Regions from separate parts of the Homo sapiens genome. Here region 2 is linked to region 1. Evidence: chromatin loops called from intact Hi-C (ENCODE). Cell type or tissue: heart right ventricle. All regions are shown on one strand. Links, peaks and the distances in the headings refer to the core of each region. The heading gives the core; the rest is flanking DNA.

Region 1 (15,027 bases), core at 6,569-14,568:
CCAGCGCGGGAGGAGAACCCAAGCTGGTGGGGCGCATAGCATCCTAGCCCCGCGAAGGATGACCCAGCGGGCTGCTGTTTATCCCCATCTTACAGCGCGGGAAGCCCACGGCGGCTGAAGTGGCCTGACCGGGGGCTCGTGGCTAGTGCATGACCACGCCAGGCCTGCTGGACTCAGACTCTTACTCCTGCTCCAGGCGCTGCATGCGGGAGGTGCTGAGTGTCCACGGAATCTGGAGTCAGGCCCGCAGCCCTGGGGCTCTCCAGAATCCGACATGGAGGTGGGGGGTGGGCGGGGTCCTTGGGCAGGTCCTGGGCCTCGGTTGGGAGCCCCAGGGTGGAGGTCCGGCCCTGCCCCCTCCCTGGCTGTGCCGCCTGGGGCAGGTTGCTTGCCCTTTCTGGACCACAGCTGGACAGAGGAAGGGAAGAATGAGGCTTGTGCTGGAGCTGGTGAGTCCCAAACCCTGTGTTCCAGGGCAGTATTATGGTTAGCGCTGGAGGAAAAGGAGATACAGGATGGCATTTTTCCCTAAATAAAAAGAACTGGGCCAGGCATGGTGGCTCACGCCTGTAATCCCAGCACTTTGAGAGGCTGAGGCAGGCAGATCGCTTGAGCCCAGGAGTTTGAGCCCACCCTGGGCAACATGACAAGACCCCGTCTCTACAAAAAATACAAAAATTAGCCGGGCATGGTAGCGCATGCCTGTAGTCCCAGCTAGTCAGGAGGCTGAGGTGGGAGAATCACTTGAGCCTGGGAAGTTGAGGCTGCAGTGAGCTGTGGTTGTGCCACTGCACTTCAGCCTGGCGACAGAGTTTGACCCTATCTTAAAAAAAAAAAAAAAATTCACTCAATTCTTGCACAAGGTCTCAGGAGAAACTGGACTCTTTCCTCACTTTAATCCATCCCAGAGAGATCAACTCCTCTGCCCATCCCCTATTTTAAGAGACTCCTGGGAGAAACCTAGTTCCTTTGGTCCTTTCTCCATGATCTCACAACCCCTCACTCTCTGGAAGTTCTTTCTGCTATATAACCTAAGTCACGCAGGGTGGCCAAAGGCCGGTTTCCCCACATTCTGGCCTGCAGCAGAGCTCTGGCTGGAGGACTGGGCCAGCTATTGAGGAGCCAGTTAGAAACACTCTTGAATTCTTCCCATGACCTCTCATAAGATAAGAACATCTCGTCCTTGTCCAGATCTGATTCTTTGTGCTGTCTGGTTTGGAGCAGACTGTGATGGAGATAAATGTCTTTCTTGGAGAGTCACATGGCTGCATCCACCTAGTGTTGTAAATGTGCTGCCCTTTGACCCAGAAATTCTTTTCTGGAACTTGCCTGCAGAAATACTTGTGTTTGGATGCTAAGATGGGCACACAAGGTTGTTCATGCTAGTGTTGTTTAGAATAAGTGAAAAGAGAGGGCTAGGCTGGGTGCAGTGGCTCTCTCCTGTTATCCCAGCACTCTGGGAGGCCAAGATGAGAGGATCACTTGAGGTCAGGAGCTCGAGACCAGCCTGGCCAACATGGTGAAACCCCATTTCTACTAAAAATACAAGAAATAGCCAGGTGTGGTGGCAGGACCCTGTAATCCCGGCTACTTGGGAGGCTGAGGGAGAAGAATCTCTTGAACCTGGGAGGTGGAGGCTGCAGTGAACTGAGATCACACCACTGCACTCCAACCTGGGCAACAGAGCGAGACTCCATCTTAGAAAAAAAAAAGAATAAGTGAAAAAAAAGGAAATAATCTATGTGTGCAATAGTGTAGTGGGGTTGAAGAAACAGTCATCTTGTCCAGTGAGAGGCTCAGGGCTTTGACTCTTTTTGTTTGTTTGTTTGAGATAGGGCCTTGCTCTGTCACCCCAGGTTGGAGTGCAGTGGTGCAGTCATAGCTTACTGCAGCCTCAATCTCCTAGGCCCAAGTGATCCTCTCATCTCAGCCTCCCTCAGAGTAGCTGGGACCACAAATGCATGCCATCATGCTTGGCTAATATTTTTTTCTTTTTATAGAGATGGAGTCTTGCTATGTTACCCAGACTGGTCTCAAACTCCTTAGCTCAAGTGATCCTCCTGCCTTGGCCTCCCAAAGTGCTGGGATTACAGGTGTGAGCCACTGCACCCAGCCAGGGGCCTGTCTCTTATGGAGCTCTGGCTTCTCCGGCTTCTCTCCAGTGAATTACCTGTTTCTATCTGTAGTCTATACTTGCATTGGTTGTGTATCCAGTGATTTTCAACTTTTTTGAGGCACAGAACCCTTTGTTCACATAAAGGAATCCTAACATGTAAGTCAAATGAAAGTAGAGCTACACCCTTGAAAGGGATGGGATAGGCTCACTTCCCTTTGCCCCCATAGGGGCCTCAGGCTCAGTGAAGCATAGTTTGCAAACAGTTGTTCTAGTCCCTCCACTCAAGCTATGGATGGGAAACTGAGACTCAAGTTGTCCAGAAAGGTCATGGCCAAGGCCAGTCTCTAGTCCAGGTCACCTGACTCTGTCCAGTGCTCATTCAAGAATGAACTCTAGGTAGATGATCGAAGCATCCACAGAAAAGAAGATTTATCACTTCCTTTCTATGTTCTTCGCTTCATTTATTTTTTTATGTGCCTTATTGTAATCACTAAAACATCTAATTCAATAGAGTGCTGGTTGTGGTGGTGGAGGTGGAGGTAGTGATGATGAAGGGGAGGGAGACAGTGGTAGTGGAGGTGGAGATAGTAATGGTGGCGGTTGTGGAGGTGGTGATGGTGGAGGTGATGATGAAGGTGGTGGTGATGGTAGAGGTCTTGGTAGTAGGGGTGGAGAAGAGGTGGAGGTGGAGATGGTGGTTGTGATAGTGGTGGTGGTGTAGGTGGTAATGGTGGAAGAGGTGGTCATGGTGATCATTGTGGTAATGGTGTTAATGGTGGTGGTGGTAGAGGTGATAGTGAAGGTGGAGGTGGTGGTGAGATGATGGTGAAGGAAGTGGTGGTGGTGGAGGCGATGGTGGATGTGGAGAAGGAGGTGGTTGTGATGGTGGCGGTGGAGGTGGTGACAGTGGAAATGGTTGTAATGTTGGTGGACACAATGATGATGGTGATGGTGGTGGATGTGGTGGTAGAGGTGGTGGTAATAATGGTGGTAGAGGTGGTAATGGTGGAGGTGGTGGTGATGGTAGAAGTTATGGTGGTGATGGTGAAGGTGAAACAGGTGGTGGCAGTGGAGATGGAGAAGGAGGTGGTGGTGGTGATGGAGGTGGTGGTGATGGTGGTGGTGGTTGTGATGGTGGTGGTGGTGATGGTGATGGTGATGGTGGTGGTGATGGTGGTGGTGATGATAATGGGGCTGGTGATAATGGGGCTGGTGATAATGGGAGTTGTGATGATGGGGGTGGTGATGATAGTGGTGATGATGGCAATGGCGATGTTCATGATGATGGTGATGATGACGATGATGATGATGATACTGATGATGATGATAATGATGATGGTGATGATTGTATTAGTGTTCAAGGTGCCATAACAAAATACTACAAACTGAGTAGCTTACACAACAGAGTCCAAAATCAAGGTTCTGGCATGTCTGATTTCTGGTGAAGGGTCCTCCTCTTTCAGGCATATAGATGGTCACTTTGTCCTCACATGTCACATGGCCTTTCATGTGAGTGCACACTGAGAGACTTCCTTTTTGTTTTGTTTTGCTATTTTGAGACAAGGTCTCTGTCACCCAGGCTGGAGTACAGTGGCATAATCATAGCTCACTACAGCCCTGACCTCCTGGACTCAAACAATACTCCCACTTCAGCCTCCTGAATAGCTAGGACTACCAGCTTGTACCACCACACACAGCTATTTTCATTTTTAGAGATGGGGTCTTGCTATGTTGCCCAGGCTAGTCCTTAACTCATGGCCTCAAGCGATCGTCCCACCTCAGCCTCCCAAAGTGTTGGGATTACAGGTGTGAGCCTTATAAGAAGAGCCACCAGTTCTTTCTTATAAGACCACCAGTTCTTTCAGATTATGATGCCACTTTTATAAACTCATGTAACCCTAATTACCTCTTGCAGATCCTCTCTTCAAATATAGTCACATTGGGGATTAAAGCTTCTACATAAGAATTTTGAGGGGATATACCTTAGTCCATAGCAGGGATTGGTAGCAATAACAACTACAGCAGAGCTGATGATTTTTTATGGTGATGATGATGATGGTGATGGTGATGATGATGGTAATGGTGGTGGTGGTGATGGTGAGGATGGTGATGATGATGGTAATGGTGGTGGTGGTGATGGTGAGGATGGTGATGATGATGGTAATGGTGGTGATGGTGATGGTGAGGATGGTGATGATGAAGGTAATGGTGGTGGTGGTGATGGTGATGGTGAGGATGGTGATGATAGCCAACATTTATTGAACACCTACTACATGCCTGGAACTGTGCTTTTTTCACTTTACATGGGATAATTTATTTAATCCTCGCAATAATCCATGACTTAGGAGCTAGTTGTCTCCTGTTTTTTCAGAAAGAAAAACCAAAGCTCAGAGAGCTTAAGTACTTGCGTAAGGTCACATGGAGAGATCACAGCAGAGCTGGGATCAGAACCTGAGCCCCCAAGACCTTGCCCAAAGTCGTTCCCTAATGTCCTGTGGTCTTGCCCACAAAGGGGCCAGTGACATAGGGCTGCCTATTGAGGAGGTTTGGGGCAGAAGGGAATCCAGCCCCATTTCCCCACTGGGGCTTCCTTTGACGGATAGGACTGAGGTCCTGGGGGCAGGATGGGAGGCCCCTGGAAGTCCCTTTGCACCAGCAGCTCCAGGATAATAAAGTTGTTCTCACCTGGGGAGCCTTTTGGAGTTATTCTGGGAGTTGGGTTTCTTTGAGGTGAGGCCATGGGCTGGAGTGTCTAATGTGACATTTCCAAAGATAGCTGGGCGGGGTGGTGGTATTAGAGAATGGGTGTGGGGAATAGCTGTGGCCCGTGGTTGGCCACTCGCTGTGGGATGAGCTTGCCTGTCAAGCCATGTGTGACAGAAATCACGTCAGGGTGTCTCCTGCATGGATGCAGACAGGCCACAGCTTTGCAGAATGTTGGAGGCTGGACTGTGAGGGTTGGTTCTATGCCAAAGACACCAGAGCTTGGAAGCCTTGAGGTGATCATATTTTAAAAATAGTTCATAGTAGCAGTAGCAACAATAGTAGTAATAGGACCAATAGTTAGTATTAGTCATGGTAATCTGCGGCCCACCTCATTTTATTGTGCTTCCATGATACTGTGTTTTTTATGCATTAAAGGTTTATGGCAACCTGTCTTGAGCAAGTCTATCAGCACTGTGTTTCCAGTAGTGTATACTCACTTTGTGTCTCTGTGTCATATTTTGGTAATTCTCATAATATTTCAAACCTTTTCATCATGCATCAGTAATCGTTTTGGGGCACCACGAACTGTGCCCATGTAAGACAGTGACCTTAATCAATAAATGTTGTGTATATTCTGACTGCTCCACCAATGAGCTGTTACCCTCTCTCCCTCTCCTGTAACCTCCCTATTCCTAGAGAAATACAAAAATATTGAAATTAGTCAGTTAATAACCCTACAATGGCTTCCTAAGTGTTCAAGGAAGAGTTGCACTTCTCTCACTTTAAATCAAAAGCTAGAAATCATTACACTTGGTGAAGAAGGCATGTTGAAAGCTGAGACAGGCTGAAAGGAAGGCCTCTTGCACCTAATTGTTAGCCAAGTTGTGAATGCAAAGGAAAAGGACTTGAAGGAAACTGAAAGCACTACTCCAGTGAACACACAAGCGATAAGAAAGCAAAACAGCTGGCCGGGCGCGGTGGCTCATGCCTGTAATCCCAGCACTTTGGGAGGCCAAGGTGGGTGGATCACGAGGTCAGGAGTTCAAGACCAGCCTGGCCAAGATGGTGAAACCCTGTCTCTACTAAAAATACAAAAATTATCTTGGCACGATGGCACGTGCCTGTAATCCCAGCTGCTCGGGAGGCTGAGGCAGAGAATTGCTTGAACCCGGGAGGTAGAGGTTGCAGTGAGCCAAGATCATGCCACTACACTCTAGCCTGGGCAACAGAGTGAGACTCTGTCTAAAAAAAAAAAAAAAAAAGAAAGCAAAGCAGCCTTATTGCTGTTGTGGATTGCACATCACCATGGTCTGGAGAGAAGATCAAACCAGCCACAACATTTCCGTAAGCCGAAGCCCAATCTAGAGCAAGGCCCTAACTCTCTTCAATTCTATGGAGACTGATGGAGGTGAGGAATCTGCAGAAGAAAAGCTGGAAGCTAGCAGAGGTTGGTTCATGAAGTTTAAAGAAGCCATCTCCATAACATAAAAGTGCAAGGGGCAGCAGCAAGTGCTGATGGAGAATCACATCAAGTTATCCAGAAGACCTAGCTATGATCACTGACGAAGACGACTACACTAAACAACAAATTTTCAGCTGGGTGTGGTGGCTCACACTTGTAATCCTGGCAGTTTGGGAGGCCAAGGCAGGAGGATAGCTTAAGACCAGGAGTTCGAGACCAGCTTGGGTAACATAGCGAGACCCCCATCTCTATTAAAATTAAACAACACATTTTGGCTGGGCCCGGTGCCTCATGCCTGTAATCCCAACTCTTTGGGAGGTGGAGGCGGGCAGATCACTTGAGGTCAGGAGTTTGAGACCAGCCTGGCCAACATGGTGAAAACCCATCTCTACTAAAAATACAAAAATTAGACAGGTGTGGTGGCACACACCTGTAATCCCAGCTACTCAGGAGGCTGAGGCACAAGGATTGCTTGAACCTGGGAGGCGGAGGTTGCAGTGAGCCAAGATCGCACCACTGCACTCCAGCCTTGGCGACAGAGAGAGAATCCACACGACAGGTGTGGTGGAAATAGCAAGAGAACTAGAATTAGAACTAGAGTCTGTAGATGAGGAGTTGTTTCTTATGGATAAACAAAGAAAATGGTTCTTGAAATGGAATCTACTCCCAGTGAAGATGCTGTGAACATTGTCGAAAGAACAATAAATGATTTAGAACATTACATAAGTATAATTGGTGGGCCTGGCATGGTGGCTCATGCCTGTAATCCCAGAACTTTAGGAGGCTGAGGCAGGTGGATCACTTGAGGACAGGACTTTGAGACCAGCTGGTCAACACGGGGAAACCCCATTTCTACTAAAAATACAAAAATTAGCTGGGCATGGTGGTGCACGCCTGTAATCCCAGCTACTTGCGAGGCTGAGGCACAAGAACCACTTGAACCCAGGAGGCGGAGGTTGCAGGGAGCTGAGGTTGTGCCACTGCACTCCAGCCTGGGCAACAGAGCAAGACTCTGACTCAAAATAAGGAAGGGAAGGAAAGAAAGGAAGGAAGGAAGGGAAAGGAAAGAAAGAAAAAGAAAGAAAGAGAAAGAAAGAAAGGAGAGAGAGAGAGAAGGAAGGAAGGAAGGGAAAGGAAAGAAAGAAAAAGAAAGAAAGAAAAAGAAAGGGGAGAGAGAGAGAGAAGAAAGGAAGGAAGGAAGGAAGGAAGGAAATAAATTTGGTGAAGCAGTGGCAGAGTTTGAGAAAATAGGTTCCAATTTTGAAAGAAGTTCTACCATGGGTAAAATGCTATCAACTAACACCACAGGCTGTAGAGAAATCTTTTGTGAAAGGAAAAGGCAATCAAAGTGATGAACTTCAGCGTTGTCTTATTTTAAGAAATTATGGCTGGGTGCAGTGGCTCGTGCCTGTAATCCCAGCACTTTGGGAGGCCGAGGAGGGCGGATCACCTGAGTTCAGCAGTTCAAGACCAGCCTGGCCAATATGGCGAAACACCATCTCTATTAAAAATAAAAAAAATTTGCCAGGCATGGTGGCACATGCCTATAATCCCAGCTACTCGGGCAGGAGAATTGCTTGAACCTGGGAGGCAGAGTTTGCAGTGAGCCAAGATCGATCGCAGCCCTGCACTCCAGCTTGGGCGACAGAGCGAGATTCCATCTCAAAAAAAAAAAAAAAAAAAAAAAAAAAAAAGACATTGCCACAACCACCTCAACCTTCTGCAACTCCCAGCCTGATCAGTCAGCAGCTGTCAAAATTGAGGCAAGACCCTCCACCAGCAAAAAGATAATGACTTACCGAAGCCTCCAATGACTGTTAGCATTTTTTTTTAGCAACAAACTATGTTTATATTAAGGTATGCACATTGGGTTTTTTTTTTTTAGATATAATGCTATTGCACACTTAACAGACTCCAGTTTAGTGTAAACATAAGTTTTATATGCACTGGGAAAATTTGTGTGACTCGTTTTATTGCAACATTTACTTTATTGCAGTGACCTGGAGCCGAACCTGCAACATCTCTGAGGTGTGCCTGTAATAATACCAATGCAAATAGTAATAGTGAAAATAGCAGTAGAGAAAGTACAGTCATAGCATGCAGGGGCTTGGGCTCTAGATCAAACAGCTCTGAGCTAGAATCTTGATCTTACCATTTGCTGACACATCATTTTACCTTTTAGTTTCTCTATCTGTAAAATGGGATATTGATAGTACTTTAGGATTTTTGTGAGGCAAATGAGCTGATCTATATAAAACACCCAGCAACAGTGCCTAGTATGTAGTCAGGGCTGAAGTGTTACCTGTAATAATGAGAACCACCATAACAGCAATGAACTATTTTTTTTTCCTTTTTCTTTCTTTCTTCTTCTCCTTCCTCTTTTTTTTTTTTTTTTTTTTAAGAGACAGGGTCTCACTCTCTCACCCAGGTTAGAGGACAGTGGTGCCATCACAGCTCACTGCATCCTTGAACTCCTGGGCTCAAGGGATCCTCCCACCTCAGTATCCCAAGTAGCAGAGACTACAGGTGCATGATACTGTAGTGTGCACGACAGGTGCACGACACCACAGCCAGCTAGTTTTTTTATTTTTTGTAGAGATGGGGTCTTGCCATCTTGCCCAAGTATTGACAATTGTTGCAAGATCTCAGTTCTTGCCTTCTTAGTTTAAAAGAATATAGACAAGAGACACACAGCAAAGGGGAGGTGCAGCATAGAGTAATTTATTGCAGAGGAAAAAGAACATTTTGAAAGTTAGGTACAGAAAGGACAGGACACCCTGAGAGAGACAGGATTTAGGGCAGGCTGCTCTTAAGGACAGCATTGATTATTGCTGGGAGACTCCCTTTGTGGGGGTTTTACATCATTATTCATAAGGGGTTGAGAGAGGTGTTACTAGTAAGCATGTTCTGGGTGGTCCTTTCGGTGCCCACGCACAGTAGCTGTACGTGCTTGTTCATACATTGCATGTCTCATTCGCATCTTAAATCTCCACCTAGGGGTGTGTTTTTTACTCTTTTAATGAGCAAAGGGTCAGTTTGAGGACAGCTAAATCAAAGTGCGCACACTCTCTAGAGGGGAAAGTCCCTACTGAAGATAGCTTTGCTTGAGCTTTGCTCAATTACAATGTGAATGCTGAGGCTTATTGTGTTGACTGTACAGTCATCACGGATGCTGCATCTCGAGGACATGGTCACTTCCTTGACTACCTCTCCTGCCTCACAGGCTGGTCTCTAACTGCTGGGCTCAAGCAATCCTCCTGCCTTGGCCTCCTAAAGTGCTGGGGTTATAGGCATGGGCCACTGTACCTGGCCAACAGTGAACTCTGTGTGCCATGTGCTTTCCATGTATTATCTCATTTAATCGTCAGGTCTACCTGATCAGGTAGGTACTATTATCTTTCCCATTTTGCAGATGAATAAACTGAGGCTTGGGGAGGTTGAGCCTTTCGCTCAGGGTCACACAGCGGTAGCCAGCATTTGATTCAACACTCCAAGCTCACTCCACTCTGCCCTGCTGCTTGCTCCCTGGGTGGAGATGATCTTCTCTGGGGAGGTGGCCTTTTGAGGGGCTGGCTGATGTCATCTCGGGGGGTGGGGAAAGCAAGCAGACAGGCCTCCAAGAGCCATTGGCAGGGGATGTGCTCCACGTCCATCTTTGGTTGGGGCTGGAACTCATCTGTAGGGGCCCTCTAACACCACCAAAACTTGGTGGGACCTAGAAGTCTTCTCTTCTGTCGTGAAGATAGACACAAGGTCTGCACTCTTGCCTCAAGTTCAAAGGGCCTGAAGTATCGAGAAGTGTGCCTCATTTGTTTGTCTTTTTAAGAAAATTCATCCTAGGGCCAAGTAGTTTTTACAAGACAATGCTTAATGTGAGGTTCTAGAACTGTGCATTTGGATGTGGTCCCGGGTGGCCCTGGTCCAGGAATCACACTTAGGAAAGGTTACATCCGAGATGTGGTCATAGCTGTAGTGTGGCACTCAGGAGAGGGTGGGAGGTGGGCAGAAGACCTCAGCCAGAGCTCAATTCTACCACTTCCTAGCTGTGTGCCTTGAGGCAAGTCATTTCACCTCTCGGAGCCTCTGCTTCCCCATCCATCCATCTGCCCATAAACCCACCCAGCCCATCAGGTGATGCCAGTGCCCAGGCCCCACCTCCAGAGCATTGGATTTAACTTGGCATCAGGATTTAATTAGGCTCCTGGTGGGAGCCAGGGTTGGCGTGAGGGCCATGGTGCTTGGCAGCCAGTTGGCCAAGAGAATGCATCAGGCTCAACCTGTGTTGGTTCAGCTTCTTCATTGAATGTTCAAGGCACAGGTGAGCCTCTGATGTGCAGTTTGAATCCCTGGTGTGTTCTGCCAGGAGGGGTGAGGCAGAAGAATGGGCTTTGGGTCACTCAGATCAAGCCAGTTGGCCTGAGGGTCAGTTGGCTTCTTGAGCCAGTGTCCTTGTTTGAATCAATGCCCACTGCAGGCAGCTGTCATGAGAATTAACAGGATTACAGATGTAAGGGCCTGGAACAGAGCACAGGTGCTTGACAGACCATTTTAACTTATCTGTGGAGGTTTTCCATGGACAGGTTTATTTAGAGATGCTAAGACCTATTTGGAGGCTGCAAAAACCCCTAGACTTGAGTTCACTGAAGGGCACATGATGCCCTCATGTGGCTCAAACTAGATTTGTTTGGGGAAAGAGTGTCTTTAATGTGAATTTAAAAAATATCCATTTGTTTTAGCAGTACAACCACGTTTAGAGACTTGGGCTCTTCTGGGAATATTGCTTTGTTTATAAGCTCCTCCTGATGTTCAACTCTGAGGATGTTCACTGGGACAGAAATGTCTCATTTAAATTAAAAAAATCACAAAGAAAAGTGGTGGGGAATTGTGGTGGTGCCACATGTAATAAAGAAGGGAGAGACAAGCTCAGTCTAGAGGGACTGTGAATTAAATTGCAGAACATGCCACACAGGACAATTTTACATGGTTCTACCCAGGGTTCTAATTTGAGATTCCTATAAAGGCCCTGGTCTGTGGCTGCCTTCACAGACTACAGAAGGAACAGTCTTTGAAGTTCTGTGCCCTCCACCAGAACCCAGAGCATTAAAACAAAAAAACAAAAAACAACAAAAAAAACAAGGGAGGTATATTTAAGAGGCAGCCAGCCTATACCTGAACAAAAAAACCACCACCAGAAAAAACAAACACATCTTACTTTTGAAGCTGAACATTTGAGACTATGGCAGTCAATATTTCAATAACCCATTTTCACTAGAAGATAGGGCATCCTTTATTGAGATTTGCATGACTATGGGTAGCTAAAAATAGGGAGACATCAGGGTAGGAGGGCCCGTGCTTAGACTTATGCCCAAGCCAGGGATGAATGTTTGTTTGTTTGGCTTTGAGACGGAGTCTTGCTCTGTCTCCCAGGCTGGAGTGCACTGGTGTGATCTTGGCTCACTGCTACCTCCACTTCCCAGGTCAAGTGATTCTCCTGCCTCAGCCTCCCGAGCAGCTGGGATTACAGGTGCGTGCCGCCATGCCTGGCTAATTTTTGTAATTTTAGTAGAGATGGGGTTTCACTACCTTGGCCAGGCTGGTCTTGAACTCTTGACCTCGTGATCCACCCGCCTTGGCCTCCCAAAGTGCTGGGATTACAGGTGTGAGCCACTGCGCCCGGCTGGATGAATGTTTTTTAAACAACCTTAGGTGTACTATGCAGGTACAGATAGTTCAGAATGAACCACTTAAGATACTACATCTATGCAGAACACAGCATTCAGAAGTTTCTTCCCTAAAGTTTGGCTCATCTACGACCACAAAAAACCCAAGAGGTTCTTAAAAGTCAGGGGCTCTGGAATTACCTGCCCAGACAGAAGTCAGAAACTTGGGCCTAGAAATCCGCATTTTAAACTCATTCCCGAGGTGCTCTTCATGTATCTGGTCTACCGCTTTAGGGTGCCAAGCTAATGCTTTTTAGATTTGAGCAACCAGTGAAATTACAGAAAGAATCTTCAAGACTTACTTTGAGCTTTCAACTACTATCACACAAAGAACAATGACAAGCGATAATCATCTCCTTTCATCCTTGTTCCAAAAAATATTACGTATATTTGTCTTTGTTTGCTTGGAGAGCTGTGTATGTCACTGCGGTCCAACCTCTGGGAACCCCAAGGGGCTTTGGGCACCACTTCAGGGTGAATGATGGGCCCAAGAGACAAGGCTTACTAGAGAACACCATCATCTTCCATTATTTTATTATTTTTTATACATATATATATATGCGCAATCTGTTTTATGTACAACAATTGGTTCTATCAAATATTCAGACCAAGGCATTCTACTGGTAATTTCCCCCCAAATCAATTCAGGTAAAATTAGATACTTATGCACTTCACGGGCTATCAAAACTTGCAACTTCATTATCAATTTCAGTTCTGAGGTCATACACACAATTCAAAATATACATTAACTAGGTTAAGGCGATAAAAGTGGGCTGAAAGAAACCACAGGATTCAGAACAATGAAACTGTGTATTTTGCTTGCATGAGAGTCATAACGTGAACAGCAAGTATTGTGCGTATCTCATAGCTCTTCAGTGGAGAGGAAGCGGCTTCTGAACATCTAAGGTGACTGCACAGCAGGTGGGAAACAGCTGGTGTGGCCTGCTGGAGGCTTCGCCGAGGGAGGGCTCATTTCTTCTCTGCCTCTCCTTTTTTGGGTTCTTGTTTCAATTTGTAATCAGCCAGGGCGGCCTTGATTGCATCTTCAGCCAGCACTGGAAGTAACGGAAGGAAAGAAGCCTAAGTTTCTAGATGTGAAAGAAATGGACTTGGGAATAGAATCTTTAAGAGCTGGGAGGAAGTGGTGCTGGTGGGGACTAATGGAGTAACCAAGCCAGAAAGCTGGGGTGAGGAGTTGCTGGGCACGTCAGCAGCTGCTTCCTGAGCTGAGTTACTCCTGCGGGTGATCCTGGAGACAGACTAGGGTTAAAAATCTGTGATCCCAGGCTAGTTCCTTAGCCTCTTTGACCCTACTTTCTCTTCTATAGAACTGGGATAATCATGCTTTTCTTGCCAGGATAGTGTGGGGACTTACAGAAGATGTCTGACACATAGTAGGGACACAGGAAATGTTACTTCTTGCCTGCTCCCATCAAAGTCTAGCTTTGGACAAAATCTTGTCATGATAAAAAAGTTGACATGCCCTTTGGAAAAAAGATCATGTCAATCTGTTGATGGGATGGCATTTGCCACATCACCCTCTAGTGATCGAGAGTTTGACCACTTTTATTTAGGAGTCAATATTCAAAGTGAGGCTATGGGGAAAATAAAAACTGAGAGAGCTGGAATGACAGCAGAAAGCAAGCAAATAACAGAGAACATCAGCTAAAGGTTTCAGTACCTAAAAAGGCCTAATAAAAGGGCTGGGGATTTCCTGAAACCATGTGAAAATGTTTACAAGTGATGACCTTTCTTTATGGGTACTTAAAATTCCAGATCAAGTGGAAAGAACTTAGGTCTGACCAGGCTTCCTGAAGAATGAGTTAGTGTGTCTGCCCCGGCACCTGGCTCTTCTGCTGTGAGTATTACCTTGGCAAGAGGCCTGACTCTCTGCTGATTTTTAACTAATTTGGTTAGTAAACCTCCATCGATGCATTAAGGCTAATGTTTCTCATTCCTTCTTTCCCTGAGAAGGTTAAGAAATGATGGAAAAAGCATTAGATTTAATACAGAGACCAAACTGGAAAGCCAAGTACAAGTCTTAAGGCATCTGGGCTTTTTTTTAGGATAGCAGGGAGGGGGACATTGTACAACTGGGCTTAGTTGTTCCATATATACAGATGCAGACCCCGACAGGAATACCATCCAGACAGGAAGTGAAGAAATACACAGGAAACAGGATTATGGCGAAAGCTGAGTTTTCTCCTCTGCTGGAAACAGCACAGATTCTGAAATCAAAGATTGGAGCTTAAATTCTGGCTCTTCCACTTATTAGCCATGTGATGTGGGCGTCTCAACCCAAGCCTTAGCTTCCTCATCCATAAGAGGGAAGTAATGACATCTACTGTGCACTCAAGGATATTTGTGAGGTTTAGAAATTACGCCCATGAAGTGCTCAGTATGATGGCTGGTGCATACCTCCTTCTGGCATGATTCTCTTAGGGATGAATGTGAGACCATGGGGGCTCTAACCCTCTGCAGGTTATAAGGACAGACTCATGAGCTCTAATTCTGAGGGTTACAAACGTGGGCTCCATGATCTAAAAGGACTGTTGCAAACCAAGTTGAAATTACTGCCAAATGTCCCAGCTGACTGGTATGGAGAGCAGAGACTTACTGGAGCAGTGCAGTTTCACGGGAGGAAGGCAGAGCTCCTTGGCGATATCTGTGTTTTTGATAGTCAAGGCTTCCTCCACCTGAGAGGCATAATGGAAAGATGGGCAGTTTTAGCAACACTTTATCTTGTGAGGGCCAGCCAATAAAAAAGGGAGGCCAAAGAGGCTCTCAGGGTTGGTGGGGATGATTTCTGTTTAATAACTCAAACGGCTAAGGGTCTTCTCAGGACTCCCACTTTATCAAAGCTGCAGCTGGGATTCTCAAGCATGAAGTATACACAGCTGCACTGCCTGGCTTGGGTAAGCAAAGACAGCCCAGACACTTCTCTAAGTCAGGAGTGGAACCTGTGAGAAGTCTCTTAGGGATCTGCTTGTGGCCTGTAACAGGAATCTCTTCCTTAAAAGGTA
Region 2 (15,027 bases), core at 2,980-10,979, 250 kb before region 1:
TCAAAAAAAAAAGAAAGAAGAAAATGTTATATGACAGTGAGATCCCTGTCCAGTATTCTGCAGAAAGGGGCCCTGGAGAGCCTATGTAGAACTTTGGGTGTTGTCACAGAAGCATTATTTTGTCACGAAAATTCTCCAGCAGCAAGCTTTTAGCAAAAGCAAGGTTTGAGAAAAGTACTACGTGGAATTATTATAAAAGCAGTTTCATCCTATTTGCATTTTACATGCCATTTGTCCACGCTAAAGCTTTTTCCCCTGCAGTAATTCTTTGTCCATTTTCCTGTCTGAATTCCGGTCTAACTGTGCTCTGGTCTTATCCTTCCCAGCTTAAGTGAGAGCTTTTTCATGGTGAAAGGCGCAGCCCTCTTCTTACAACAGGGAAGCAGCCCTCAAGGCCAGCGGAGTCTTCAGCACCCCCACAAGCATGCAGGTGAGGGCTCTAAGTTGATACTCTTACATTGGAGCTTCTTTTCTGGACAGCAGAGGAAACTTCCATTGTTGGTGATGTTGCTGAGTTTGAAGGCCTTAGACATAGTGGACGCAGGTTTGCAGTGACCAGTGCAGGCAGAGGCTCAGATGCTCTCTCTTGAGCAGACCACGCACATTTTCCAACCTTTTATGTCATGTCTGTCTGCGTCAGGAGTAAGGTCAGCAGCATCCTGCTGGGATGCAAAGATTTCCTCTCTGTAGTTTATCAGTTAATTGCAGGCTGTAAGTTACAGCCTGACTTTTTAACAAATGCACCAAAATGAATTATAGCCAGATGTCGTCCACTTGAAAATAACCATCTGGAGTGCTGTATACCTAATCTTGGGATGGATTTCTCCAAGCATTTGAAAAACACTCATTTGGAGAATTTCTTGAAGGGCCTTTGGCTCCAACTCTGAGATAGACACTGTAGTAGGAAGTCTTGATTCTGTAATAGTTTGTTTTTAGGAAGTAGACAGAAGTAATAGGGTGAGGATCAAACTGAGTTTAAATAAGAAGTGCCTACTAAGTAGTAAGACTGGTTTTCTTAGGAGACTTGACTCAGAGCTGAAGGCAGTTAGAAAGAGGAATTCAAGAAATGCTTGCGTGGCCCTGCATGGTATCTCACACCTGTAATCCCAGTGCTTTGGGAGGCTGAGTTGGGAGGATCGCTTGAGCCCAGGAGTTTGAGGCTGCAGCAAGCTAGGATCACGCCACTGCACTCCAGCCTGGGTGACAGAGAGAGACTCTGTTTCTTAAAAACAATAACAACAAAACACACTTATGGCCAGGCACGGTGGCTCTTGCCTGTAATTCCAGGATTTGGGAGGCCAAGGTGGGCAGATCTCGCTTGAACCCAGGAGTTCCAGACTAACCCGAACAACACAGTGAAACCCTATCTCTGCAAAAAATACAAAAATTAGCTGGGCGTGGTGGCGCATGCCTGTAATCCCAGCAAGGTTGGGGGCTGAGGTGGGAGGATTGCTTGAGCCCAGGAGGTCGAGGCTGATGTGTCACCACAGCCAGCTAGTTTTTTGTGGGTGTGTATGTAAATGAGGTCTCACTATGTTGCTCACTGTGTTGCTCAGTGAGCCACGATTGCGCCACTGCACTCCAGCCTGGGTGACAAAAGAAAAGGACCCTATCTCAAAAAGAAAGAAAGAGGAAAAAGTGCTTGCATGTAAGTGGATCTTTGTCGTAGGTGGACAGCATCTCAGGGCATTTCTTGGAGAGGCAGTGCATAATTGAATGTCTGTGAGCTGAGAAGGCCTTTACCTTTCAGAACAGCAGCAGGTGAAACCAACCAGCTATTGTGGCCAGTTTTCTTGTGAACATTTTGTTTGTTTAACCTCAAGTCATTCAGCTTCATTTTAGATCTGAGTGCTCAGGTTAGAATTCTACACCATGCAATTTATAGCAAACACCAAGGCTCAGTCAGTATTTTCACATACTGATGTTGATGATATTTAGGTCTGTTTTAAGCAAAGAAAATAACTGTCCTGTACAAGGAGGCAGTGTGGTTTGTGGAAATAGTATTTGTTTTGAAGCCAGGCAGACCTGTCTTCTGATCCTAGTTCTCCAACTTACTAAGCCGTAACAGGTCGACTTCTAAGCCTCAGTTTCCTAGTCTTTACAATGGGCATCAAATACTGGTGCCTCAGACAATATGGAAATTTAGAGTTATGCGTGTAACATACCTACCTGTAGTAGGTGCTGTATATATATATGGGTAACTATCATTGTTATTACGATGACTTCTAGTACAATACAGCTATAAACAGACCCTTCATTCTTTTTTTTTTTTTAATTATATGAAAAGTTTTTTTAGAGACGGATCTCATTCTCTTGCCCAGGCTGGCGTGCAGTGGCCTGATCATAGCTCACTGCAGCCTCGACCTCCTGGGCTCAAGTGATTGTCCAGCCTTAGCTTCCTGAGTAGCTGGGACCATAGATGCGTGTCACCACACCCAGCTAGTTGTGTGTGTGTGTGTGTGTGTGTGTGTAGATGAGGTCTCACTCACTATGTTGCTCAGGCTGGTCTCCAACTCCTGGCCTCAAGCCATCTCCCCACCTCAGCCTCTCAAAGCATTGGGATTATAGGTTTGAGGTGCCATACTCAGCCAGATTCTTCGTTCTTGAATTTGCTAATTATTCTGCCCTCTTAGAAATGTAGCTGTTGTTCATGTTTTAATTGTAACACATATGACAAAGCAAATGCTCAAGCTCTGCTCACTAAGTGTCAGATACCTCCTTCCTCTAATCCAAAGACTAGAAGGGTAGGATGCAAGCCACCAGCTGGCTGACTCTTGTGCCCTGAGGTCTGGAGTGGACGATGAGGTCGGAAGGCAGAGGGGCCGCCAGCTGTCCACAGTTGGTCTGTAAATGACCTTGGGACAGACGCAGACTAGACTTACGTTAGTTCCTTTTTTTCCCTAGAATTACCATCAAGTCTCCTGAATGTACCAGAGGCCCCCCAGTAACCACTGTGCAGAGCTGAGTACAATTGAGGGTTAATTCTGTCCTTGGAAAAGTAGTTCAGTTTGTTTCAGCCAGTCCAGTCAATTTGAGACCCTTTCTAGGGCTTATATTCTCTGATTTTTTTGTGTGTGGATGTCAGACTGGGGTTTGGATTTCTGTCTGTCAGCAGTTCCATATCTCAGCAAACAATCCCACTGAAAGAAGTTTATCTGTGTGGAAAATGTCCCTTTCATTTAGGCATTTATCAGACAGGGGTTTGTTTTTGCTTTCCCCAATGCAGTTCTGTGACTCGGGTAGATGGTGGGAGGGCCCAGGCAGGTGAAGAACCAGCTCATGGTCGTTGTCGTTGTGTTGCATTGGTGACATGACGGGTGGAGGAAGGGGCTGGGGAGGTCTATGGCTTTCTTTAATGTGAACCCTTATCTCCAAATCGCTCATCATAGGAAGCAGGGTCAACACAGGGTGTTATACACTGTGGAATTGTATAACTGGAGAGGACAGATAAGAGGGGCATGGTTCTTTTCTTTTTTAAATTTTACTTATTGTGGAAAGAATGCTTAATTGGCCTGGGTTTGGTGGCTCATGCCTATAATCCCAGCACTTTGGGAGGCTGAGGTGAGAGGATCATTTGAGTCCAGGAGTTCGAGACCAGCCTGGGCAACATGGCAAAACCCTGTCTCTATTGAAAAAAAAAGAAAAAGAAAGAACGCTTAACATGAGATCTACCCTCCTGGCTAGAGGCACAAATTTCTAATGACCCAATTCCTCTCTGAGACAGGAAGTGCAATTTGGACATCATCTGTCCTTCTCCCTTAAAATGAAAAAGATGCTTTTGCAAAAGGAACAAACACAATGTTTCCTTTTGGAGCATTTGAGTGTGTAAGCATTATTGATCCTTTTGGGGTTGTAATTGTGATGTATAGAGTAATTTTTTTTCCTTTGTAGAGACAGGGTCTTATCGTGTTGCCCAGGGTGATCTCAAACTCCTGGGCTCCAGCGATCCTCCTGCCTTGGCCTCCCAAGTAGCTGGGACTACAGATGTGAACCAGAAAGCCCAGCTAATTTTTTACTTTTCTGTAGAGATGGGGTCTTGCCATGTTGCCCAGACTGGTCTTGAATGCCTGGCCTCAAGTGAGTCTCCTGCCTCGGCCTCCCAAAGCACTGGGATTACAGGTGTGAGCCACCACACCAGGCTGATATTAGCATCTCTACAGATGACCCTTTCTTCAGAAAGAAATCCTTGCAGATATAAAGAAAAATGTGTAAGCTAGAGAAAAAAAGCAACCTTGGAGTCACACCTGCTACTTACTAATTATGCACCTCCCTTACAACTTTCCCCTCCGTGAAAGTGTGCGCTTCTTCTGACAGGGTCTCTGCTTCGCGCGAGACTCATGGCCAGTAAGAGACTTTCCTCACTGCACTCCAGGAACACCTCCTGAACCCTGGGGCAGCTCAGAGAAGTTCAGAAGCCGTCCCTGGTTACTGCCTGTTTTACATAGTGAAGAAAAAAGAGTACATAATTTTTAGCAAGAAAAGAGAAAATGACAGATTGGTTTCTATTCAAATTATTTCTCTGGGCAACCAGCATACAGCTGCTATCTGTAGAGTCACTTAAACATTTCCCCCCGCCCCCCCGGTTATGGAAATAATGTCTGCCTCCAGTGGAAAATGCAGAAGTTTGAAGTGGGGCCTGGGTGGGGTAGCTTATGCCTGTAATCCCAGCACTTTGGGAGGCTGAGGCGTGCAGATCACTTGAGGTCAGGAGTTCGAGACCAGCCTGGCCAACATGGTGAAACTCCATCTCTACTATAAATACAAAAATTAGCCGGGTCTGGTGATGGGCACCTGTAATCCCAGCTACTTAGGAGGCTGAAGCAGAAGAATCTGTTGAATCCAGGAGGCGGAGGTTGCAGTGAGCTGAGATCGTACCACTGCACTCCAGCCTGGGTGACAGTGCGAGACTCTGTATAGAAGAAGAAGTTGTTTGAAGAGGAAACGTGATGCTCTGTCCTTTTTCTCTAATGATTAACTCTTAGCAAATGCCTTACTTCCAGCCACAGCTGTCGTTTCTAGGCACCCCAACCTGCCGAGTAACATTGGCTTGAATGAAATAACATTTTTCTCTAGGCTTGCCTGTATTTTTCACATTTTGTATTTGGAAACCTATACTGTATGTATTTCAGGAAATAAGAGCAACTTTTAACAACATGACAGTAAGCTCCATGTCACCCATCCACGTCGCACAGTATTCAGAGTGGTGTAAGAGAAATTCAGACTTGAAGTTTTTGTGGTGATTCTCCTGTGGTGTAGGTAGACAAATTTTAACTTCTCAATCTTTTTCCAAGCCCTCAAAGTCAGCCTTTCAGAGGTTTTTTTTCCTAGAGAGTAGGTAAGAGACCTTTTAAAGCTTTCTTTATTGGTCCAACAGGTGATCTGCCTCAACATCTTCAGGTGATGATCAACCTTCTGCGTTGCGAAGACAGAATCAAGCTGGTAAGAAGCAGTGAGAATGTCAAGTTAAAAAATTTTTTTTTAATTTTTGTGAGATGAGGGTCTTGCTCTGTTGCCCAGGCTGGAGTGCAGTGGCATGATCTTAGCTCACTACAGCCTCAAACTCCTGGGTTCAAGCAATCTTCCCACCTCAGCCTCCTGGATAGCTGGGACTACAAGTGTGTACCACCCTGCCTTATTTTTAAAAAAATTTTGTGGATATGGGGTCTTGCTATTTTGCCCAGGCTGGTCTTGAACTCCTGGCCTCAAATGATTCTCCTGCCTCTGCCTCCCAAAGTCCTGGAGTTATAGGTGTAAGCCACCGTGCCCAGCCAGCAAGTTTTAATTTTTAATTGTGAAACCTGGTGGGGAACCATTCGTGAATGATAAGGGGAAAAGCTTTTAGGTTACAACAAATTCTCAAATTGTGCACTAAAGCCAAAGCCAGGTTGACTCCTCAGTTCCCCAGAGGGGCGGGAGGAGGGATGAAACAGGTCTCCACGGCAGTTAAATAAGCTAAATACGAACTTTCTTTGGATTTCATGTGTTCACTGATTTCTTGCATTTTGGGTGATTCCTCTGAGCCAGGCGGCGTCCCTGGTGCTACAGAGAGAAACGAGGCCTGGTTCCTGCTGTCAAGAACTTCCGCTTTGTGTTTTGTTGTGTTGTTGTTGTTTGAGACAGAATCTCACTCTGTCGCTCTGGCTGGCATGTGGTGGCATGATCTCAGCTCACTGCAACCTCCGCTTCCCGGGTTCAAGAGATTCTCGTGCCTCAGTCCCCTGAGTAGCTGGGATTACAGGCGCACGCCACCATGCCCAGCTAATTTTTGTATTTTTAGTAAGAGATGGGGTTTTGCCATGTTGGCCAGGCTGGTCTCGAACTCCTGACCTCAAGTGATCTGCCTACCTTGGCCTCCCAAAGTGCTGGGATTACAGGCCTGAACCACCATGCCCAGCCAAGAATTTTCTCTTCATTTTTAACTCCCAGAGGGAAAGGTAGAACACTGAAAGTGTTGATCTTGCATTGGAGATGGGAGGGAGGCACCACCTCCAAAGGCAGGTTAGTGAGAGCATGTCTGCCCTGTTCCAGGCAGTGCGCCTGGAGAGCGCCTGGGCGGACCGGGTCCGGTACATGGTGGTGGTGTACAGCAGCGGGCGCCAGGACACCGAGGAGAATATCTTGCTGGGAGTGGACTTTTCCAGTAAGGAAAGGTGAGTCTGATGGGCTAGGTGTTCCCTTCTGTGAGGGAGGCAAGAGTTGCTGCTGGACAAAGCATTCCATGGTCCCATATCCATCAGAGGTGGGAGAGGGCTGCGTCCTGATGGAGAGCCTGGGGAGTCGAGCCACTGGGAACACTAGGGTGTGCCATTTCAGCTCTCTGTGCCAGGCACCGTGCCAGCTCCAGGCTGTGCTCTCAGAACTCAGTCAATTGAGAGGACAGAAAGTTATGCTGTTTGCTTAGAGAGGTTTTACACCAGCTGCTATAGAGTGGGGCACCTTAGCCAGAAATGCTTCCTGAAGGAGGTGACAACAACGCCGAACCCAGAAGGCCAAACCAGAGTCTGCCAAGGGAAGCAGGGAGACCCTCTCAGGCAGAGGGGCCCGGGGAGAAGTATGGAGATTGGTGGGCCTCGCCTCAGACACCTCACCCCACAGTGATACTCCACTGATTCCCAAGTACTTCATGGCAGGTCCTAGTCAGAGGCTTGAAGTGTAGCTTGTAATTTCCCACTAACTGGAGGCCAAGTAAGTTAGAGCATTGACCCCAAGATGCGTGTGAAATGAGGGTGGAGTCACTCCCCTGACATCACAAGATAAATGAATGCCTGTGAGATCATTGCAAAACCTGGATTTGTTAAAACTAGATTAGATTCCCTTTATTCATCATTCATTCATCGACTCATTCATTAAGCATATGATTTATTTGCATTCTCCTGTGTATGAGGCAATGGGCTAGGCCCAGGTAAACAAAGAAGCAACAGTACACACAGTTCTTGGCCTCAGAGAGCTTCTAAGTGAGCATGGAAGACAGTCACAACCAGATAGGAGGGAGAGAGTGACCGAGAGGTGCTGGGGTTTTGTGAGACCACAGGAGGGGGTGACTGTTGAGAGCACCTGGCAGGACCTTTCTGGCAGGAGTGAAGCCTAAGCCGACTCTTAACGGGCAAGTGGGCAGTCAGGCGAGCTCTAGGGTGGAGGCGGAGCAGCAAGGTGCATTTGAGGAGCATTTGAGGCAGAATCAACAGCAGAAACCAGTCAGGGAGGCCGTGAGTGTCACGGTAACAGTATGGTCTTGTCTTGTTCCCATGAGAGCTTCTGTAAGTCACATGCTAGCGACTGAGACTTTGATGCTTGTTAGAAGGAGATGAATAAAAAAGGGAGGACATTTCTTTTATGACATGGCCCCCACCCCCGCAGTACATAATAAATAGCACTATGAGAAAGTTTCCTGTGACACATGTAGAAGATGGAGTTGGGGCTGGCCTCTGTGGCCTTGGGGTGGTTGGGAACCTGGGGCTAGAAGAACCTGTAGCATAGGAGGTGTTCGGATGTGAGCTCTGAAGAGCCACTTGGAGACTGGAGGGCATGGTCCATTAGGATGGGGTGCCACCAGGCAGGTGCTCTCAGAAATGCCCAGAGCCCCATCTATTTGGCCATTATCTGTACGGTTCTGAGGCATAGCGGTGTTTAGTGTTTGACCGTCTTGCGGTTGTAATTGTTCTTCCAGTGACTGTCTAGCTTTTCTGAATCTTTCTGAGGCAGGGACTTCCCTCGCAAGTGTGGCCTGTTCCAATAATGCTTTCTGATCCCGAACGGAAATCGGCCTCCCATGGCCTGTGCCCAATGTCTTGATCCTAACCGTGGGAGCAGTGTGGAAGCCCAGTCCTCCTGACTGTAGAGTACAGCACACCTACAAAATGCCTCTGTGAACATCTCATTTAACCCCTTCATCCCCCTGGGGTGGGTAGTGCTACCTCAGATTTTACACATGACAGTCAGAAGCTCACGAGGCTGCAGTGATTACCCCAGGGTCATCCCGGTTAGTGGCCGGGCTGGGACTTGGAGGCAGGGCTTTTCCTGTCGACCTGCTGAATGAGTAGATGCCACTCATTCTTTCCCAGCAGGCTGCAGCTCTCTTCCTGTACACCACCTTGCTCATTCATTCACTCCTAGGTTTATCATGTATGGACTTGCTAGCTCTTTCCCTGTGCCGGGCGCCCCGCCAGGTGCTGGGGCCACATCAGGGAGCACGGCAGACACACCTACAGTCTCACAGAGCTCACAGGCCAGCAGTCACGGGCATGCCTTAGATGCCCACATGCGCATCCCACTCCGCTGCTGCCTGGCTGGAGGAGACTGGCCCGTGCGCTCGTCCGCACCGCCCCCATGGCGCTCTTCCTTCCCACCCTCTCCTCCCTTTGCCTCCCCTCGGCACCCCGACTTCAGTTCTCCCAGGTCCCTCTCCCTGTGGTTCCCTCGCCTCTCCTGCATGCTCTTCCCTCAAGTTCGAGTCTCTGCACCCTCTGAGCAGGAGCCACGGCCCACCTGTGGGCACCGACCCCAAGGCCAGGGCAGGTCTCTGAGGTTGGAGAGGGCGGTTGAGAGGCCACCCAAGATGAGCAGGGGCCTGATGGGAACCGGAACTAAGCAGTCTTTCCTGTCGCTGGGCCTGACACAGCTGCCTTCTGTGCCCAGGGAATCCCGGGGGCTGGGAACTGGGCCTTCTCCTGCAGCTCCCACATTGCCCGGGCACCAGGCTGTTGTCTTCCTTCCTGGCTTGAAAAAAAGTCCAGGTCCCCGCCAGAAGCCTTTGGCCTGCTGAGGGAGCAATGTACTTGTTTTTTCTAAATTCCTTCCTTGGGATTTTATTTTTTTATTCCCCCTGCCAAAAAAAAAAAGGAAGAGACAAGCATTACCCCCAAAGGGCATCTTCATAAGAGTCCAACGCTTCTCCAGAAGGCAGCATTGGAATGGCGGCTCCTGCAGCAGGCTTGCGCACTCTCAAAGTTTTTGTTTTTGTTTTTAAGATGGGGTCTCACTCTATCACCCAGGCTGGAGTGTAGTGGCACGATCTTGGCTCACTGCAACCTCTGCCTCCCGCGTTCAAGCGATTCTCCTGCCTCAGTCTCCTGAGTAGCTGGGATTACAGGCATGCACCACCATGCCTGGAAAGTTTTTGTATTTTTAGTAGAGACAGGGTTTCACCATGTTAGCCAGGCTGGTCTCGAACTACTGACCTCAAGTGATCCACCCTCCTCGGCCTCCCATAGTGCTGGGATTACAGGCGTGAGCCACTGTACCCGGCCTCACTCAGAGTCTTATATCTGCATACGCATCCTGGGAAGACCAGAGCAGCCATGCCACCTTAGGGTTCAATCGTGGATTCTATTCTCTTCTCTTCTTTCTTTTCCTGTTTTCCCTATCCCCTTCCCCTTCGCTTCCCTTCCCTTTCACCTTCCCTTCCCCTTCCCTTCCCTTCCCCTCCCCTCCCCTCCCCTCCCCTTCCCTTTCCTTCCTTTTTTTTTTTTTTTTTTAATTTGGAGACAGGATCTCGCTCTGTCACCCAGGCTGGAGTGGTGAAATCAAGGCTCATTGCAGCCTCAACCTCCCAGAATCAATCATTTCTCCTACCTCAGCCCCCTGAGTAGCCGAGGCCACAGGCACATGCCACCATTCCCAGCTAATTTTTTTTTATATATAATTTTTAAAAAAATCACTATTGCCCAGGCTGGTCTCAAACTCCTGGGCTCAAGCAGTCCTCTTGTCTCCACCTCCCAAAGTGCTGGGATTACAGGTATGAGCCACCACACCCGAGCAGGATTATGTTTTCGATTCGGATTGGGAACATTTTGAATGCCATGAGTGTACACCACCATCCACACATCAGTGTTTTGCCATTGGTGAAGGACTCCACGATGGGGTCTTGGAACAGGCTGGTCTCCTGCCTGGACCTCCAGACCCATCTGGCTTCTCTGTTCCCGCCATACAGGCCCTAGGAACTTGGAGCCTGCTTTCTTCTTCTGCAATTGCTCCCACCCACTTTATCCTTTGGGGTCACTCTTCCTCTAAAAAGATTCAGCTTCCCTTACTATGTATCCCTTTCCTGCTTCCCATGTATGCTCCCCAGGTGGAGACAAGAGGACTGCTTGAGCCCAGGAGTTTAAGACCAGCCTGGGCAATATAGTGGGGCCTTATCTGTACAAAAAAGTTTTTTTTAAAAAGCTGGGCATAGTGGCATGTGCCTGTGGTCCTAGCTACTCAGGAGGCTGAGGTGGGAGGATTGATTAGGCCCTGGAGGTCGAGGCTGCAGTGAGCTGTGATTACACCACTGTATTCCAGCCTGGGCAACGGAGCAAGACTCTGGCTCAAAAAAAAAAAAAAAAGAAAAGAAAAATATGCTTCCCATGGGTCTTCCTTCCTTGTAGAAATCTTATTGTTAATCATTGTAGGACTGCTGGAAACTCACAAAAGTAACAGCTAGGGGATGATAGGAGATGCGTGCAGTTGTTGCAGTCCTGTATGGTCCCTGTTCCATGCTCCTGGCTCTAGTTGAAGGCCGTGAGCAGAAGTCCCCTGTGGGCTGAGCCTCTTGCGCATCTCTGTCCAAGGGAGGCCGGCCTAGGGGCTTAGGTTCCACATGGTTTTATGTGCCCCTTATTTCCCATGGGCAGTCTCATCCCTGCCCCCTTGACCTCCGCCTGCCCTGGAAGGCCCCGCCCCTGGCCTAGGCCTGGCCTTGGCCCTGCCCCCGTCCTGTGCTCTCTGCAGCTCTCTGTGCTGTACCCACCTCCTTATGAGTTCCTGGTGAGGGTTGTCAGGGCTCAGGTTGGGTCTTCTAGACTGCACGTTCTCAGGGCACCATCTGACCTGGCTTCTGCCTGTCGGATTTGGGCTCCATAGGGACCCTTTCCTTGCCTCCTCCTGGGGCTGACACAGCCACGTGGTCCCTAGAGCTCTGTGAGGCCCAAAATAAATTTTATTTTTCAGTGCTATAAGAGAAATACTAGTTAGTCCCTCCAGAGTGGGTAGGATGGCACGGAGGGACCTGAGAATTTGCCCAACCCAAAAGCCTGAGTGTCATTGGCCGGAAGGGCTTGGAACAACCTTCCCCACAGATATAGAAGCATGGGGTTGAGAAGAGTCCTGCATGGGGCAGGGCGCTACCTGGGAGGGGAGCTGGGTCTGTGATCCCCAGAGGCCCCATTCACACGGGCACACATAAAACATGACCGTGGTGTTGGCAGCAGCAGAGATGGAAGCATGAGATTCCTGAGGTCCACAGAGCTGGCTCTTGGCACGGTTACAGCGGCTTCTCACAAGTCGACTTTTAAATGCCTGAAGAATTTTCATCATAATCTGAGGACTCTCCGATAAGCCCTTTCTTTCCCTCTGTTTTTCAGTGGCGCCAGTCTCTGCAGTCATTCGGTCTCATTTCACTGGTAGGATGGGCAAAACAAAACCAGATTAAGCGAGATTGTAAAACCGCAGCCACACTAAAGGCGCAGGTGCACAGGTCTGAAAGTGAGCTCCGGGAACGGTGTGAGCACGCTCCCCCTGCCGCCACCCAGGACAGGCCAGGCCGGGCTTGGCTGCCGGTGCTTGCCTATGTACCCCCAAGTACACATGTGGCCTCCGCCAGCAGAGCACCAGCCCTGGGCAGCTGCCTCCCTGCTGTAGAGTGGGCGTGCGGTCAGCCCACACTGCACCCAAAAGCCTCAGCTGAGCACTTACGGAGTTGTGTCCACAGGGCCATCCCAGACCTGTGTCTTCTAGAATTCATCAGTGAACGGTTCCTATGCAGACAGCCTACTCCCACACGTACGTCCAACAGCCCGTCCTGGACCAGGTGGTGAGCTGGAAAGGCTGTACACGTAGGTGGGTAGACGCTGACTCCACATGTCTTCTCTCCCCCATCGCAGTAAAAGCTGCACCATTGGGATGGTTCTCCGACTGTGGAGCGACACGAAAATCCACCTTGATGGAGATGGGTAAGGAGGTCTCTTTAAAAGATTCTCTCACTGTATGTAGTAGGCATTGAAAACACGAGCTGGTTCAGGCATCCTTGGATGATCATTAGCACTGAATGACACGTGTGGCGGGAGTGTCACAGCGGGAGAAATCATATTGCCCTCGAGTGAGAGGGCACGAGGGAGGGTATGTTTTGGACGTCTGATTGGGGAGTTTAGCTCATGAAGTATCAGTGGGAGTGATTACAGGAGATATGCTGCTGTGTGAAGTTCAAGACAGCGGTAAACCGATACCCATCCGCCACCTCGATGGGTTAAGTGAACTCTCACCGCATGCCCTCCATGGGGCTTGTCCTGAAAGTTCACGGACTAATGTGGTGCAGCAGGAACTCACCAGCTTTGGGGGTACAAGGAGAGACATACAACTGACAGGCACAACAAGGTTTCAAGCGCCACCCTGGGGGCCACAAAGGAGGAATGAACCAGTTCCACCCGGGCAGGCAGTCGGGGGATGAGGGGCCGTCTAGCGTCCGCACGCGTTCACTCCCAAGGAAGGTGTGTGGGCACGGTGAGGAGTGGGAAGAAACAGAATAGGAAAGTGGCCTGACACGGGGATTCTAAGCAGGTCAGAGTTATGTTGCCTTGTAGGATGGGAAGAGAAAAATAAAAATTTGATTTGTTGTTTAAGTGATGGGGTTATGGGGATATTTTTCCTTTTTAATTTTAATATCTTTGTATTAATTTTTTTTTCTCTTTTTTTCAACGGAGTCTCACTCTGTCACCCTGGGTGGAGTGCAGTGGTACGATCTCGGCTCACTGCAACCTCCACTTCCTGGGTTCAAGTGATTCTCCTGCCTCAGCCTCCCGAATAGCTGGGATTACAGGCACCTGCCACCATGCCTGGCTAATTTTTGTATTTTTAGTAAAGACGGGGTTTCACCATGTTGGCCAGGCTGGTCTCAAACTCTTGACCTCAGGTGATCCACCCTCCTCGGCCTCCCAAAGTGCTGGGATTACAGGCGTGAGCCACCACCCCTGGCTTGTATTAATTTTTTATATTTTATATTAGTATTTTATATTAACATATTTATATTAATGTATTAATAGATATTTTTATATATTGATTATTTTCCGTGCAATCCTATGAATATAGTTTCCATGCAATTACAAAAAGGAACGGCCGGGCCTGTGGGACAGGAGGTGGCAGGGAGGCAGGAACCACGTTGGAACATAGAGAGACGCTCTCGGAGGCCTTCACCTGGCACCCTTTGCTAGGGTTTCAGTTTTTGGTGGAACTCGCAGTGCTGGGTTAAAAACAAGCCCTCCTCATCTGGGAATGTGTCTCTTTCTGCCCTTGCCCATGTCTCTGCGAAAGCGGGTTCCGTAAAATCCCTCATCATGTGGCCTGAGATGTGCTTGTTCCCAGCGTGCGCAGTGGTTTGGCTCCCTCCTCCCAGAGTGATTTCACTCAAGGCGCTGATTTCTCACCACAGATACCTTTCTCTCTGTGTTTTATTCTCAGTGGGTTCAGCGTGAGCACAGCAGGAAGGATGCACATATTTAAGCCTGTGTCTGTCCAGGCCATGTGGTAAGTGTGGTTTTAGGGACTTTTAACTCCCTAGAAATATTTTCTTAGCCGACAGCATGAATAGAAAAACCCCTTCTACCAAGAAGCTCGTTACGTATGTGCATGTTGAGGGAGGCGCAAAATACATGTAACATAAAGTTTATCATTTTCACCATATTTAAAGGCACAATTTTTAGCGGCATTAAGTATATTCACAATGTTGGGGGGTTTGGGGTTTCTCGTTTTTTTTTTTTTTTGAGACAGGGTCTTGCTCCGTCACCCAGGCTGGGGTGCAGTGGTGTGATCATGGTTCACTGCAGCCTTGACCTCCCAGGCTCAGGTGATCCTCCTGCCTCAGCCTCCCAAGTAGCTGGGACTACAGGCATGCGCCACCACACCCGGCTAACTTTTCTATTTTTTTTTTTGTAGAGATGGGGTCTCACTATGTTGCCCAGGCTGGTCTCAAACTCCTGGCCTCAAGCAGTCCTCCCACCTCAGCCTCCTCCCAAAGTGCTGGGATTCCAGGCGTGAGCCACCGTACCTGGCCTCAGCCTATATTTTTGTAAAAAGAAGTAAAATGGGCTAGGCGTGGTGGCTCACAACTGTAACCCCAGCACTTTGGGAGGCCACGGTGGGTGGATGACCTGAGGTCAGGAGTTTGAGACCAGCCTGGCCAACATGGCAAAATGCTGTCTGTACTAAAAATACAAAAAATAGCCAGGTGTGACGGTACACACCTGTAGTCCCAGCTACTCAGGAGGCTGAGGCAAGAGAATTAGTTGAACCCAGGACATGGAGGTTGCCGTGAACCGAGATCACGCCCCTGCACTCCAGCCCGGGCGATGGAGTGAGACTCTCTCTCAAACAAAAAAAAAAAAAAAAAAAAAAAAAAGAAGTAAAAGAGGGTGACTAAATAAAACATAGATTCTTAATATTGTTTCCCAGTCTGCTCCCCAAACCTCTTCAGTTAGTTTCTATATTAAAATGACTTTCTAGAACTTGTTTTCTTAAGAAATCTAAGCATCTAAGCTATTAGAATGTTGATGGGGGGAT

The links. Peaks named below come from ENCODE experiments on the same cell type or tissue, not always from the same donor. Only the 100,000 strongest peaks of a DNase experiment are listed, where the experiment ranks them.
Region 2: a loop joins it to region 1, with 2.9 times the contacts of the local background. A loop is called at or near these places in 85 of 110 quality-filtered maps.

The regions. Positions count from the first base shown.
Region 1 is chr12:108,566,863-108,581,889 of GRCh38, reverse strand. ISCU (iron-sulfur cluster assembly enzyme) reads right to left here. Exons shown (of 5, transcript NM_213595.4): 4 at 14,622-14,700; 5 at 12,522-13,059. The coding sequence ends at 12,974. Among named protein-coding and RNA genes, the nearest start is that of ISCU, 12 kb to the right of the region's middle. RefSeq lists an enhancer at 12,805-12,954. In heart right ventricle, for the core only: a CTCF peak has its summit at 10,947; a DNase peak (open chromatin) is centred at 14,299; H3K27ac peaks cover 1,976 bases.
Region 2 is chr12:108,808,661-108,823,687 of GRCh38, reverse strand. SSH1 (slingshot protein phosphatase 1) reads left to right here. Exons shown (of 15, transcript NM_018984.4): 3 at 327-430; 4 at 5,375-5,439; 5 at 6,529-6,650; 6 at 12,360-12,428; 7 at 13,930-13,995. LOC101929204 (a long non-coding RNA gene) reads right to left here. Exons shown (of 4, transcript XR_945329.3): 2 at 12,172-12,390; 3 at 11,228-11,876; 4 at 7,343-9,322. Among named protein-coding and RNA genes, the nearest start is that of MIR619, 21 kb to the left of the region's middle. RefSeq lists enhancers at 1,652-1,701, 8,894-9,497. In heart right ventricle, for the core only: CTCF peaks have their summits at 6,604 and 6,805; a DNase peak (open chromatin) is centred at 6,830; H3K27ac peaks cover 6,043 bases.